Linked DNA regions of Homo sapiens: region 1 is linked to region 2. Evidence: chromatin loops called from intact Hi-C (ENCODE). Cell type or tissue: psoas muscle. All regions are shown on one strand.

Region 1 (2,500 bases), 54 kb before region 2:
CACAAGAGAAGCTCACACTTGCTCAGTGTCCCACATGTTACTAAATCGTCACACAAACTCATTCATATTAAGAATTACCAATGTGTCACTTAAAGACTCTGTTATGGACTGAACTGTTTCCCCTCAAAATTTGTATGTTGAAGGCCTAAGCCATAGCTCAGCATGTGACTATATTTGGAGACAGGGCCTTTAAAGAGGTGAACAAGGAAAAAGGAGATCATGTGAGTGGGCCTTAATCCAAAAAATCACTGGTGTCCTTATCAGAAGAGGAGATTCGGACACAGACCCCCGCAGAGGGAAGGCCACGTGAAGACACAGAAAGAAAACGGCCATCTAACGAGCCAAGGAGAGAGGCCTCAGAACAAACCAGCCCCGGTGACGCCTTCTTCAGACATGCAGCCTTTAGACTGTGTAGGAAATACATTTCTGTGGTTTAAGCTACCCAGCCTATCGTATTTTCTTATGGCAGCCTGAGCAAACTAATACAGACACACACATAGAAAATTCCAAACACTTTTCCCCTCAGGTTACGCTCAAGTTTTTTCTTTGGACAGAGTGCCATTATAATTGCACATGCTCCCTACAACCACCCAGACATGCCACGAGCTCCAGACTAGAGCAAGCACAACAAGGTGTCTACCAAAGGCCTCTGAATGGGGAGAAAATGTGAATCCTTGATCGAAGTTCAGGATATGGTCATGTGCAACACACTAGAGAAATGCGTATGTCTGCCAAGGCAAGATACAAAGGCAGTACAAGAGCATATGTACACGGCACAACACATTATAAGGAACACCATTCCCCACTGGGAACCAAGGTCCCTGTCACATCCCAGTGAAGGTCACCAGCAAACTGTCCCTCCTGTCTCTTGCCCTCCCAAGATGAGAACACAATGGACACAAAATCAATTTCACGGGTGCCACAGAATGAAAAATATCAGATGGCACCTTAAGATAGGCATTATTTCATGAGGCAAATACAGGTATGTACTATGGACTGGATCATGAGATGTATTTTTACTGCTGTAAGAGACAAATGATTAAAAAGTAGACAAGCACACTAGACTATGTGACTCACAGCAATGACCAACAATCTTACAAGTACATGTGAAGCAGCAATGCTGCAGGGACTATCCCAAGCCTTGCTGAAAAAGGATGTTCCTGCAGCTCCCTGAAAGTCAGGTCCTTGCTGGAGATTAAAAACGCCAACAGCATCGGAGGCCTTGACTGACCTGTCCTTGCGCACCAGCTTCAGTCCGTCCCGGGGCTGGCCAACATCAAACGCCTGGTGTCCTCTTACCAGGCAGGCGGCAGTGCCGGGGGGACAGGCCCGCAGCTGTGAACCTGGGTCTCGTAGTGTGTCTGAAAATCATGTATTACATTAAATCAGATTAGGTGTTAGGAGTGATAATCACACGTACCCTTAGACCCAGGGTCCCTTTAAATACATTATTGAATTCCTAAAAGTCTCCCTAAGTAACTATTCTGAAACCTTGGGCAAGCCATTAACCCTCTGCAAACAAAGCTCAGGATGAAGGACTGTAAAGTACTGGCTCTGCACTGGTATATAAGAGGTGCACAGGAAACAGGTTATGATGTTATTTGTAATCAAGAAATGTACCCATCCTCTGCTTGAGGTACAACAACATTAGCACTATCCCCTTTCAAGCTACAGAGACTAGAAAATGCAGGCACTCCACAGATGACTGGAACAATTAGGAGATTAGGGAAAGAACCCACAGCTCTGGGTTCAAATCCTAAATCGACCACTTACTATGTCGATAACGTTGGTCTAACTACAAAACTATCCAATTGCCAGTGTGCTACTGCACAGGTTTGGTGGAGGATTAAAGATGAAAACATACCCAGAATATGTCCAGAACATCCCGCAGGCTTTACAGATTGCCAGTATAGCAACAGCTATGATTACAGCTAGGTTGCTCTTTACCATTCATTTCTATGACCATGACTCAATACCTTACACAGTATACTTTGGGATTTATTTGTTTACTATCTATCTTTTCTCCTATCTAACTAAAGTTCCAGGAAAACAGGAACTGTGGTGAGTTCAGTGCTATAATCCAGTGCCTAGATTAGTGCCTAGCACACAGAAGGGATTCAAACAACCCTTCTCCCACGAATGAGTGAGTGAATAATCTTACCTCCCTTAAGTTTTACCTGCCTTATTAATCAAAGATGGAGAGGGTTATCTACCTTTGCACCAGCTAGTGAAGAGGTAAGCAAACCTTTAACTCTCAAGCCTTCCAAACAATTATGAAATTATGTGGAATTATGAAATTTCACAAATGGACTGCTTTGTTCCACCTATAGTATCTGCTGTGCCATAGGCTCCTTGCCCTCATGGGGACTCAGTGTAAGACAATCCACTTGGTATACCAAAGGCAGAATACACAGCAAGCGCCCTGAGGATGCAAGGAGGTAAGCACATGATGGCAAGTCCGAAACTATCCAAGAGGTTTTGAGGGTCACATTCAATCTTG
Region 2 (2,500 bases):
TTAAATCTGTTCTTCAAAGGATATCACTGAGAAAATTTAAAGGCAAGGCAAAGACTGAAAGAAAACACTCATACCTCACACATATCTAAGAAAGAACTTGTACCCAGAAGACATGAGGAGCTCCTAAAGCTCAATAAGGAGAAGAACCCAAAAACAATTTTTAAGGGGTAAAAGGGACAAAATATGATTTTTAAAGGACACTACAAAAAATACCCAGTCAGTAAGCACATGATAATGGTGAACATCATCCAGGATTCCAATAAATACAAGAAAAGATGTTCCTTTCTTGCTCAACATCATGAGTCAGCAGAGAGATGAAAGCTGAAACCACACTGAGATACCATTACAACTCCACTTGAATGGCTAAACCTAACACTGACAGGTGTTGACAAGGATATAGAACTGGAACTCTCATACATCACTGGTGGAAATGCAAAATTGTAATTCGGCATTACAGTCTGGTGGGTCCCATGAAGTCAAACAGCTGCTACGCCCACCTCCTCATACACCATTCATGACCAGTTACAACATTAGCAAGAGCTCTCTGTGGCTAGGACAATCCAAAGAAGAAAAGGAGGAAGAAAAAGAACAGCACCTGCAAAGTGATAAGCTACTCTCTGCCACTAGGCTCAGTTCTAGAGCCTGCTCAGTTCTTTCCCCAATACAATAGTTTATATACCAAGATCAAAATAGGGAAGGGAACATCTCAATTATTTCTCTCAGCCCCATCTTTTAAAAATCCCTCTCTCTATGAAATGCTGACAAAAGACGTGAGGCCCAACGCAGGCATTCATTTCCTGGGAATCTGTCAGGATGCTGTTCTGAGAATTAATCCATGAGATCTAATGTAACCATAATTAACAACCTTAGGCTTCCACATACACTTACTGTTGAAATGCACACACACAAATGGATGTGATCCAGGTTTAACATGTGGCCCAAATTAGGCATATAAGCACTGTTCCTTTGGAAAAATTACAGGGAAAAAAAAATCTCCTTAGAGACAGTAACTAAACCAACCTCAACTCCCAGCTGGCTTCATTATTCTCTTGTCCTCAATATAATAAAAACTTTCTAGCATTTATACCTAAACAATTTGGGGAAAACTTGTCCTGTACAAATTTTGAAGCTCTTAACTACCTTAAATCTAACCATCCCAAAGCATTATTTTATCATTAATGCACACTGCTAAGACCTCACCCATTAAGCATCTTGTTAACACCTAACTAAAGGGTGGAAACTTGCATATTACATATATAATATGACATTTTACAAAGTTTAAAGCATATGGTAATAAGTAAAGCCACTGACAAGCTGAGATCACTTTAGACACTGTTGTTGGTTTTGCATGGCCTGGCCTCTGCTCCTCTCCTCCTGAATGCCCTCTCTTCTTGCTCTACTATTCCCGCCCTCCACTGACCTTCAACACTCCTTCCTGCCCCAGGTCTTTTCTACAGGCCAGTCCCACAGCCTATCACACTAGCCTCAGAAACAAGTTTTCTACTAACTTTGTACTAGCAATATCACCTCCCAAGAAATACCTGCATAAGAATCATTAACTTCTAACTCAGCACTGGGACCACCTGGCAAGTAATCCACTTGACACTTGAAAAATGCTTTGCTGAGTCTCTCCAAAAAAAACCATGCACTTATTTAAAGCGCTGCTTCAAGCCAGATACACTTTGGGAAATGAGCCTTTGTCGTGCCTGCTGTTCAATGCACAACTCAGAGGGCAGGCCCCTCCACGTGCACGGACACAGTTAAAGCTGCTGCTGAAATGGTGCTGTCTCCTTCGTTCCTCCCAATAACTAACTGCACCAGGAACCGCACCCCATCCCAGGAGTGCTCAGAGCCAAAGGTCACCTTGAAGCTTTGCCCCCACAAGGTGCCTCGCAGGCACCCCTGAAGCAGGCCCTCATGTCCCTCTTGTGGGTCTAAGCGACTGCAGATGAAAAATATTCTCTCTAGGTTCTAGAGAGCTGGGCTTGGGAGGAGAGGTAGTTTTCCTGGAAATCCAACTCCATCTTTTAGAGACAATGAGAATTTACGGCTAGGATTCTGTTAAAGCCATATGGTGTCTGGGTGCTCCAAAACCTTTGCAAGGATAATGACTTTCTGGGGGCCATACAATGAACAAGAATACTATCAATGGAAAAACACATTCCACGTATGAAATTACCAATTTACAAACATTTGGAATGTGATCCTTCTGTACATTTGGGACTGCCTCCATGTGACCAAGCAGCAAAAACAAACGGGGACATTTGTAGGACTCGACTTTTCATGCTCACAGTGGAGACCTGGCCGAGTTATTTACATTTCAGCAAACTGATGCCCAGGAACAAAATTAAAATGGAGCTTAACACGTCACACCTTGGTGACACGATAAAATTTTTTGTATCAAATTAAAAAAAAAATCAACTTACATTCCTATTCCTCAACTACATGCTACATTTACGGAAATTTTAGCCAGTTTTATCTCATAAAAGTACAGATGACT

What was found. Peaks named below come from ENCODE experiments on the same cell type or tissue, not always from the same donor. Only the 100,000 strongest peaks of a DNase experiment are listed, where the experiment ranks them.
Region 1: a loop joins it to region 2, with 3 times the contacts of the local background. A loop is called at or near these places in 62 of 110 quality-filtered maps.

What each region holds. Positions count from the first base shown.
Region 1 is chr6:160,026,046-160,028,545 of GRCh38, reverse strand. It overlaps IGF2R (insulin like growth factor 2 receptor), which reads right to left. Exons shown (of 48, transcript NM_000876.4): 6 at 1,232-1,361. Among named protein-coding and RNA genes, the nearest start is that of AIRN, 20 kb to the right of the region's middle. In psoas muscle, no CTCF peak of the experiment used is centred here; a DNase peak (open chromatin) is centred at 1,265; H3K27ac peaks cover 2,500 bases.
Region 2 is chr6:159,972,031-159,974,530 of GRCh38, reverse strand. All of the region lies in intron 1 of IGF2R (insulin like growth factor 2 receptor), which reads right to left. Among named protein-coding and RNA genes, the nearest start is that of IGF2R, 4.2 kb to the right of the region's middle. In psoas muscle, no CTCF peak of the experiment used is centred here; no DNase peak of the experiment used is centred here; H3K4me3 peaks cover 1,731 bases; H3K27ac peaks cover 2,500 bases.